Linked DNA regions of Mus musculus: region 2 is linked to region 1. Evidence: chromatin loops called from intact Hi-C (ENCODE). Cell type or tissue: left cerebral cortex. All regions are shown on one strand. Links, peaks and the distances in the headings refer to the core of each region. The heading gives the core; the rest is flanking DNA.

Region 1 (5,388 bases), core at 120-5,119:
AGGAAAATGTGGGAGCAATAAAAAAAAAGAGGAGAAAGAGGGCGAGAATTATTTTTCATTGTACTTTTCAAGCATGCTCCCTTTGCGGTAAATGTTGATGAGAAAATTCCCAGTCATATCATAGCAGTTTTCCTACAATGCAGAAAATTCAAGCACAAATTAGATGATCTATGTCCTTCAGATGCTTGAACTTCTAATCATCCTGAAGCTTATTCATACGATAAATGACAAGTTTATCTAATGAAACAAACCATTTGAGTTTTAATGTTAAAGTCAGATCTAGGATGTTTAGTACATTTTGAAAATTTTCAATATAGAACCTCAAATGCAACATATTCTTGCTAGAGCCAGGAAATAATTCTATCCATCAAAGAGGGAAAAAAATCATAACTTTTTATATAGTTCTTAGATCTATTTAAATAGTTGTGAACTCTAAAATGATTCTTTATAATAATAAAAATACATTTTAGCAAAAATGAATTTCTGTATAATATTTTATTCAAAAGTTTTTGTTCTGTACATTTAATTATTTAAATAAAACATCAATGAGACAAATTGCTGGTCATGCATGTCTTCTAAATATCGATATGCAAAGATTAATAAACTGAAATATATGTTTTATTTTAAAAGGGCTTTATTAATGAAAAATAAGGTATGCCTTTTGAAAAGTAAAGAACTTAATATAAATATCTAATATGAAGCTAGTATGTTTAATGAGTAATTACAGTACAAAAATGCGTGAGAATTTACCAAGTTTCATCTCTCCTCCTTTTTTCTAACATTCAGAACTATTTATAGTCAGTTTATAGATTTAGACAAAGCTTCGAAATAGCTAGAATGCCTCACTACAAGCAACTCTCTTAGGTTTCTGTAGGATTTACAGTTTACCCTTTGAATAGATGCCCATACTTAATACATTTTAACTTCTTCCTTTTAATTTCATTACACCAGTTACAAAAATGAAAGAAAACATCTACTACTGCTCTGGTATGTCGCAGTGTTGTCATGGTCCACAAGCCAGGTGCATCCCTTCTACCTGGAAGGAAATAAAAAACCATCTGGAAGAACATATTAACCTGCAGTGTTGATGGCTTCAGAGAACCAAAGCAAATAGTTTGTGATTTAAAATAATTTGCATTCTCAGAAAAAAAGAAAGCTAGACATGAAGTCTTTTGCATGGGTCTAACACTTTGAAGACATTTAACACTATAATTTCTGACCTTCCCTACTTTCCTACTGTGTTATATTGTTAATAGATGCAGTGGTTTGGATAACCAGTTCCTTATTTGTGATGAACTAGCAGGTACTCCACAAGGGTCTTCAGACAGATGGTGGGGCAGAATCCTTTGGTTTCTATATAGGTATTTCAGTGGATATTTGGTGGATCACTTTCCATGTCACAGTGTTAAGTTGTTTCAGAGTCTTGTTTTTTTCTTGTGATTTTTGTTTTGTTTTATCCCCCACCCCCACCCCTGCCACTAACTACTAACTTCCTTTTTATTGCTTTCAATGCCAATTCTGCTATGCATTCCTGGAAAAAAGTTATTATTTCATTGAAGTGAAAATAGGATTATTTAATAATAGCAAATCAATGTCTTATGGTGATAAAGGGATAGTGATTTAACCTTTATCTGGGCATTTCAAGGCAGAGAAAACAGAGACTTTTTCAGGCTGGGCTGCAATTCCATGCATTAAGTTTCAAAGGAATAAAAGTCTGTTTTCCAGTGCATTTACCAACTCCTAGAAAGAGACAAAAGTAAAGATTTTTATACGCCCAGTGATTTCCATGGGGGAATATTTTGTTGATAAATCTATGAAAATCATGCACATTTCTCCTTCACAGGCACAGGAGGTCTCAAGGCAGCTTAGTTTACACATATAGGTTTGTTGTTTACCCCTCAAAATTATATTGATGGATATAAACTCTGTTTAAGATAATATATAAATTCAGATAATTTTGCAAATTATTATTTAACAGCTTAAAATTGCAACCTATTGGATTAAAACTGTGTGAAGTTTGTGCTACTTTTCATGATCTTTCTCTAAATCTTCCAGAATAGAAAATCAGTCTGCAATATTAGAGACGAGAAATACGCTTACAACTCTGACAAAAGCAAAGCGTTACTTGGAATACAGACCCAAGTCGAAAAGATTTCAAAACAAATTTGGATCTGAGATGAAACTGCATGCCAAAATGCAGACTGGTTACTACCAACCACAAATGGGGTTTTCTCAGCTGAATCTCTAAAAGTTGCTGGGCACAGGCCTACCTGAGAACCTCTGAGGCCCTTATCAGGACTGTCTGTTTCTACTCCCCAGACACACGTCTCTGACCTTCTCAACTATTTTTACAATTGTGAGGGAGTGGGGCTCTAAAATTCGAGTTCAGTGTACAGAGAGTTAATTTAAATTTGATAACAAATGGCTCTGCTGCAGAAATGAATGCAGCCTGGCAACTTCAACAGGGAACCCTTCAGAGGGCCTCAATTATGTATGCAGCTTCTTTGAGAAATAGTTTCACACATCTGACCCAAAGACCACTATGTTGTTGCCATGAAATAAAACTGTACGTCTGCATTGTTTCATTTCTGGGCCCTGTACACAGTGCCAGACTCGAGGACTCCCCCACTCTGCGCATGCGTGTTCACATGCTCGCACAAACCCCTTTATTATCGTTCTGCTTCTATTTTTCAAGTACGGTGACTGTATCAATATAATTGTCACATACATAATGGCTCCTGATTACTTTTATATGTTATAAAAAAAATCTGATTTTAACTGCCAGACTGTTCTGGTCAAAATCAGGAAAACTAAAGGAGAGGAAAGGGTTAACCAACCCACACTATTTCAATTTTTTTCAAAATGGCTGCTTTGTCTGTGTGCATACACCAATAGCAAATGCCCTTCTGTTATTGTACAGCCAATTTGATGTGTCAAGTATTCATATGCTAATAACGGTACAGTTTCTCACTTTTTCACAGATAAATGGTAAAGATTGTTACAGACAGTGAAACACAAGAATAAACAGCTTTTATTTCAGGCACGATAAATTACTTTCCATTCAAATCACAAGCCACGCATGCTGCTGACCATCTTGTTTCCATTCACTGCTCGTTTGCCTTCTGGGTGTGTTTCTTTAGAATAGTTTGAAAATATTTAACAGATATGGACAGAGTTGTTGCTAATGACTTGATTGCATTAATGCGCTTTCTAGTCATTTCCTCGCTCAAAGCTCATTTTTGTATTCCGTTATTACAGTGGGAGAAAAGTTTGATGGGAATTCTGACACTGTTTCCCTAACATAGTACAATCAAATCTTTTTAAAGCTGGGCAATGACAATATTTGAAGAACAGATATTTTCCTTTAGGTTAGCAGAGATGTCATTTAGTAAATAGTATAACTTAAAAAGAGACACTTGAAGGAAATGTCAAGTTGGGTCAGAACAAACTAGAATCAATTCCATTTTCCCAGATATAAATCTGTTTTGAAGGATTGAATTTGTTAAATACATATGACTAAGACATAATATCAACTTATTGTTGATATAGAAAAATCACATCAAAGGTGAGGGTGGGTGTGGAGAGAGGAGGTAGTGTAAGGAGAAGAATTTCCTAGCCTTTAAACATACATTTCTAAAAGAATGCACTTATAACCATACTACCATTGAAATTTCAAGTCAAAAGAAACACTTTTGATTACTTTTTCACCACTTTGCTTATGAACCCAGGATATAATACGTGTCCTCTATGGTTAAAATGTAAAACACCTTTTAAAGCTGATGATACATTCTTCAGGTATGTCTTAAATGTGCTTTCTTGTGACTGTCTTTTTTCTGATCTTTGTACGTGACCATTTTGATCTCATGTTTGAGCCCCTGTAATTGTTACTGATGCTTGTATTAATTGCCTGTTTGATGAGAAAGCATGCAAAATTAAATAAATAAACATCTAGAAAAGTAACTCAGTTCATTGCCAGGCTGAAGATTGCAGCTTTTAAAAGTAGGTCATATAAAGGCTTTCTTTCTAATTGATTAAAATTAAATACAGAATGCGGAGGATGGAAAGAGAATAGGATTAAGTTAGAGCCTTGGAATACACAATCTCAGTGATTGTGAACGTCTACCTTGAGACATTATAGATTACAAAGTTAACTATGACATCAGGTCAGTGAGAGTACAGCCGCTAATTGTCAACAGGAGATGGAGTTTTACACACTCTCACCAGAAAAAGACTGTTTTCAAAAAGCAATATTCAATTCTTTTCTCTGACCTCCAAAATATTGAGAATTCTTATCACATCATATCAGCAAATCAATTAAATTAGTCATTAATTTTATGTTAAAGTTAATCAAGAGATTTTTTTCCACCAGAAAGCTCTACAAATAATCCATAAAAGTTCCCCTCTTTTCCACTTATAACACCATTGTTAAGCCTACAATAAATGAAACCAATGGCAAATATGTATTTCAACCTGCCGTTTATATGCACATAACTCTCTGGGCCACATGAAGATTAGGTATGAAATACTAACCTTTTACTTTGTCAGATGCTCATCAAAAAATGACTGTGTGTAAATTTATCAAGGTTGAAATAAAGTAGGACACCAGCGACTAGCTCACAAGCTAATTTAAAATGCAATCTATGCTTCATATTCCACAATACTATGATTGTGTTATTAATAAGTGTTTTTAATTTACTATAATGACTAAACAATAGTGTTTTGTCCATTTTTTTTCTTTACCTATGTTATCTCTCTTTAATTGGGTAGATACAATTAGGCCTTCTCAGCTCTGGATCATTATTTATTTATTTATTTATTTATTTATTGCTTTAAATTCTCATCCTTAATGTAATCATCACCATGGGCACAAGCCTGGGAATGCACCCAGGGCTTTACGTTCCCTGCCTGTATTTCTTGTTTCTATCATTTCCTCATCAGTGCTATTCCCATATGCTTTGGGAGCTGGCCCTTTTAGAGCAGAGGTTTTGTTTTTGGTTTTGTTTTTTTTGTTTTGGTTTTGTTTTGTTTTGTTTTTAAGAAAAAAACAACAAAACAAACGAACAGCATACTCAGGCTGGATAGGTAGCTCTGCAGTCTAGAGTGGTACCTCTGTGGCCTAGCACAGACACTGCTCTGTAAAGAACCAGAGTTTGGTTCCCAGTACCCATGATGTGTAGCTCACAACCTCCGGTAACTGCAGATCTGGGGAATCTGTCTGGGCTTCTTGGGTGCCTGCACTCACATAAGAGAAGAGTTTTTAAATAGCACACACACACAGATATAAACTGGACATGCTAGATATACATAGAATGTGTCAGTTGCACACGGTGTTTGATCACCCATGAACACCAGGCCAATGGTTCTGTTAAGGAAGTGGCATGATTTGCT
Region 2 (5,388 bases), core at 75-5,074, 75 kb before region 1:
CCTTTTCTCCCCAAACATAACTCTCACATATGTACACACAAACACACACGTTCAGAAACCCTCACCACAGTGACATGGCAACTTTGAAACTTCTAAATACACGAATTCTCTTCCTCTCAGATCATAGGTATTTAGTTAAGCAGAAGGAAAAGGAGCAGCGTTGTAAATTTTCTGTTTCTTTCTGTGTGTATGGAGAACTGCAGGGGCTCTGTGGCCCCACACTGCTTTCTTCCTTCCCATTTTTCAGTAAAACACAGGTTTGATGCGATTTTTCCCAACTTCTCATTTCAACCACTGCTTTTCTCCAAGTGGTCAGAGTTTAAGATGTGCAAAAGCCGTGGACAGAGAAAAACCACTGCAGGGGAGAAACAGTAGCTCCCCAGAGTGGAGCTGGCACACATGGCTGGCATACATGGCACTCAACTCACAAACCTTTTCTCTGCAGTTTGAACACAAAAGCGTTTCCTCCCCCGTTTTGAAGTGTTAAGGAGAGAGGGCATGTGCAATTGGTGACATAAGAATTTGGAAAGCACAGGGCAAACACTTCTCCTTTGAATGTCCTGCATGTGTCAGCAGCAGGTAGACATCCTACAGTTTAATATTGACTTAGGTTTTTCTTCCTTTCTTTCTTTCTTTTTAAGTAGAAAGGGAATAATATTTGAGTTTAAGCAATTGTATCACATCCACTCAACTTTTTGATCAATACTGCCTGCCTTTTGTAATTCAGAAATTCAGAGCTCATCACTTTACTATCTGAAATTGGGGGACAAGTTTGCTCTATGTCCCTCTGAGAAGGGTCTGAGCAGGTCAGCAACAAGCTATTGTTCAATTCTAACATTTGACTGAAGAAACTATGAACTTTTACTTTTTAATGTTAGTGATCTGAACTAATTCTCCCAAACAATATTACCTGCAGATTTTAAAAATTGAAATAAGGATTTGAACAATAATAATAATTGAAAAGTACCTTACACTATATTGACTAAAGCCTCCGAGTTAAATCTCAGAGTTCTTTTCAGATTGACTTTGTATACTGATTATTTGTAAAAAATAACATTTGAGTGCATAGCTATATAACATTTAAGCTGTTGGGAGATACCGAGCCATTCATATTGTTCAGTCATTTATGTTTTAATGCATGGTCCTAAGTCCTAGTTACCTTAGAAAGAAAAAAGTGTTTGTTTACATAAGTTGCTATAGCAACAGTAGTTAGAAATTGTAGTTGGAAGAGGATGAGGAGCATGCCGGCCTTCAGCTCTTTGCATGGATAGATCTCTTTCTAAGACTCTGAGAGCGTCTTCAATTTATTGCTCACATGTTACCTCATGTTTAAGAACTTACTGTGAGAATGTATTCAGAGATACAATCATCTGATTCCCCCCCCCCCCTCCCCACACACTTTTTATTTGCCCCAGAAATCAGCCTTGCCCTATTTGGAGAATTCAGAGATGTTATGGACCTTTTAGTGTTTCAACAAAAAGTTGAGGACCGTGAAGTCAGAAATCCTCTCCCCAAATGTTAAGGGCCAGGTTGCCTGCTGCTGTTTCTCTGTGCAGACTCATGGAGACGGGTGCCTCTCAGCCTTTGCTCTGCCCTCTCTTCTGTGATTTCTTTATTTTTTAAATTGGCCCTACCCTTTTCTACTAGATCGCTTGATTTGGCCATACTTCCCTTAGTACATTCTCATTGTTGCTCTCAGAACTTATATGAGGTTTGGACTGGTAGTGTTTTTCCTTATTTTCAAAGCTTTGAGATTCAGATGTGAAGAGCTAAGACAGTTCTCTGGACATGCTCACAGATTCTACCCAAGACCTTAAGCCATGCTTTTACACTTATGGGAAAAGGAAAAAATATGCACAAGCTTCTGATACTAAGGGCACAGCCTGGACATACACCTTGTCCTCTTCTTCTTGGCCTCATCTGCCCTAAAGAATGAATATATTCATCCCTAAGGTTGCTGCTTCAAAGTGACCAGTGAGATGCTAACAGGTCAGCTGGCTGTCCTGTTGGACAGAGGGTCCATAAATCAGAGAAGACTTGGTATGGTTGAAAGAAGAAGGTAGTCCAGCCTGAGGGGAGCCCCCTGTAAATCTCTCCAGGAGCTTTGTTCCTGGTAGGGGTAGGGGTGGGGGTTGGAGTTGGGGTAGTCATGGCTGTAGCTGTTATTAATGCCCTGGCCCTCCTGCAGTGGGTGCTAACTTCTTGTGCATGAGAGCTGCCTCTACCCTTCCCAAACATCGGCTGCTTGGAAAAGTCAAGCAGGGCTGAACTCTGATTTTCATTTAATAGTCAAAACCAAGATGCGTTTGGGCTATGATGATAGGACAGCTCCCTTGAAAAGATTATTTGAACTACAAAGGCATTCATTTAGGGCTAGCGATGTTGCAAAAGGGTCTGCTAGAAATTAGCAGCCTGTCCTGGTATTTGGAGAGCAAGAGTGACAACTTACTGGAAGTTCTCAAGGAATCATTTATATTTCACACTCCACTAGGCAGCTGATTTGAGATTGTCTGTTAGCATAACAAAGGCTCTGAGCCTGTGAACTTCAGAAACCTTTCGACCTCTTAGCTGCTGGCATGAATAGCCCCCAGTCCTGCCTATAGAGATCTCCCAAAGCTCCCCTGTTCGTGGCTAAATTGTTAATCAGGGTAATTTAATATAGTTTTCAATATGCCTCATCTCTTATTGGGAAAGGTATTCACAGCTTCCCTACCCCTGAAAAAAAAAAGTTCTTTTATTCAAGTGTGAGAGGGGCAGCTGCAGACAGACCCCCTTCTCTTTACTTCACCTCCCCCCCATCCCACTCCTTCCCAGCCACAGTTTTCTGAGTAGCAACCACGGGGAAAGGACAGAAAGAGAACTACGTTGACATTCCCTTTGCATGCACTCCACCCTGAACCTGAAGCTCAAGGCTGTTTATGCTGCGAGACAACTAAACAAAAACCGCAAGCACCACAGTCATAACTAAAACCTCAGAGTGATCACACACACACACACACACACACACACACACACCCCACACCCTGTTCTCCACCTCCCTTTTACCACCACCCTTTCCCCTCCCCCTTCATCCCTCAGCTCAGCTGCTCTTCTGGCCCCGACAAAATGCACCAGACCCCAAGGCCTGCTCATTTTCATTTTGTCGGAGGCAAAGGCAGCCTGCTCACTCCTTTGCACAGCGACACTCGTCCTGTCCCCTGCATCTACTCTCAGTGTGGCTCCCTCGCAGCGTCAATTCACATGCACATTAGTTAACTGAAGAGCAGGAGCACAAATATATTCATTTTAATCCAGTTAAGACCTAAGAGGTCTCATAGGATATTATTCAATAGTTTGAAAACCAAGTATAAAACTCAGCTTTTGCTACAGTGTTTCATCTCAGGGAGGCCTACAGTATGCCTTTCTTTTGCTTTCCACCAGTGCGTGCTCAAGAAATAAAATGAATAATGAAACAATTATAAGCAAAGAACCAGCTGCAGGTGGATATTCTGTTAAAATATTGTATTGTTGACTCTGTTAATTACCGTACTTCTCGTACCCATGCTCAAATTCAGAATGAGAATTTTATAAGATGAAAGGAAAAAAATATGAAGTCACAAATTGTGTTTCTTTTTTTTTTTTTAAATCAAAAACAGAACAATATATCTCTTAATCATATAGTTAACCTTTTGTTCCCATGTGAGAATTTTAGGCCATTTCTAAACGGTATTTGTGTATTTCTGAGCTGCTGTAAGTGTAGTTTTCTATGGGGTTGTTGCTCTGTCTTTTTGCCTTGTGTCTTCAGGGACTTCTTGCCTTTGTCAGACTTTGGTGGGTCTGTTTGCCTCTTAGCCTCCTACAGTTGGTCAAAGCCAGCATCTAGATCCCAAAGTATTTTCCTTGATAGCTCTCTAGGTTAAGGTGGTTCCTGATGCGGATGGGAGACTTGCTTAACTTACTTGGCACCCTACTCTAGCATCACCAAAGTGCTAGAAAGCAGGGAGACAAATCTCTCTTTATTGCACCAGGGACGGGTTATTCAAGCCCCCCAAACAGAAAAACAAATCCAGACACACTCTCAGGAATACATACCCACTCAGTAGCCCAGCTTCTTTCCCAATCTCATTTTTCTGGGTATTAAAAAATGGCTATAAAAATGGGCTTCTTAATTAATGTAAACATCTCAACAGTGTCCATAGATAACAAAATAATTGCATGCAGTTAGATTATTATCAACTTTCAAATCTGCATTTTCATTGGGGGCGGTGGGTTCTGACAGTTTTAATTCCAGTGTTTTGGAAGTTTTTAGATTATAAACATTTCTATCAATAATCTATGCATTATTCATTTTAATGATGTATATTTTATTTTATTCTTTAAGTAATGATTTTCATTTTTCTTGATTTCTTAAACTAGAATATTTTAAAATATAAATTAATAATTATTATGAGCAAGTAGATTGCTGATTTCTCTTTTAAAAATCCAAAGACATAAAATCATTCATTTCACAAGTTCACAGAAATGTAACTTTCATGAGCTGTCTAGAGAGAAAGAAAATACAGTGGCTTTAAACTCAAGACAGAAAAAAACCCCACACAATTGATATTTTCTGTGCTTTTGCTTAACCCTGTTTTCATTAGCCTTTTCCTCATTAGGATTTATGATCCATGTCCTTTTCTATACTTCCACAGCTCTGATTTCTGTTAAATTTTGTAACAGAGGTTAATGAGTACAAAGGAATAGAAGGCCTGTTTGCTTTCATCTATGATGCTCAGTATTTTAAGGCTGTTTATATTTGCATTTAAATTTTTTCTGTAATTTTAAATTGTTAAGATTCAGTGAAATTAATTACATCAGAGTTATCTAACAGGGAAATTTTTTTTTTTTTAAAAAGGAAATTAAACAGTGCAATTCTGCTGAATTGTAATGTTTTCCTGGGCCTGGACCATCTCATGCCCTCTCCAGCACTGTATAGTTTGGGTTTCATGTTTGTGGAAGAAGAAAGATTGGGGGGAGAAGGATGTGTTTTTGGAATGGTGTTTGACAAGGGGAATGAACGCAGACACCAGAACAATTATATTACAATCCCATTGGGGATGCCAGCACCAAATTTAGCCAGACTGATGGGGCACTGTCTAGACGGTCCCTTTTGTGTATCAGCTGCTTTCTCTCTGCTTTATTGCGTTGCCTCAATGTGTGAGTTGAACATGCATATGGATCCCAAGCATAGCCATTCCTGCTATTAAACCTGCTGTCATTTGGCTAACACTCAAGGGCTACGTGTTCCTACTGCATTCCCTTCACGGTATTTTGTAATTAAAATTCAGCTTCCACATTAGTGGTGCAACAAAGGCCATATAACAATGTAGAAGGTGCCTAGACTTTCTTTATATGAAAATATTAACTAGG

The links. Hi-C counts contacts between places; a loop is a spot of excess contacts. Peaks named below come from ENCODE experiments on the same cell type or tissue, not always from the same donor. Only the 100,000 strongest peaks of a DNase experiment are listed, where the experiment ranks them.
Region 2: a loop joins it to region 1, with 6 times the contacts of the local background. A loop is called at or near these places in 6 of 42 quality-filtered maps.

Annotation. Positions count from the first base shown.
Region 1 is chr13:83,982,367-83,987,754 of GRCm38, reverse strand. No RefSeq gene overlaps it. Among named protein-coding and RNA genes, the nearest start is that of Gm17750, 80 kb to the left of the region's middle. In left cerebral cortex, for the core only: no CTCF peak of the experiment used is centred there; DNase peaks (open chromatin) are centred at 1,091, 2,535 and 2,979; H3K4me3 peaks cover 789 bases; H3K27ac peaks cover 1,406 bases.
Region 2 is chr13:84,056,934-84,062,321 of GRCm38, reverse strand. All of the region lies in intron 1 of Gm17750 (predicted gene, 17750), which reads left to right. Among named protein-coding and RNA genes, the nearest start is that of Gm17750, 5.1 kb to the left of the region's middle. RefSeq lists an enhancer at 1,248-4,091. In left cerebral cortex, for the core only: no CTCF peak of the experiment used is centred there; DNase peaks (open chromatin) are centred at 2,292, 2,401, 3,151, 3,888 and 5 more places; H3K4me3 peaks cover 700 bases; H3K27ac peaks cover 4,825 bases.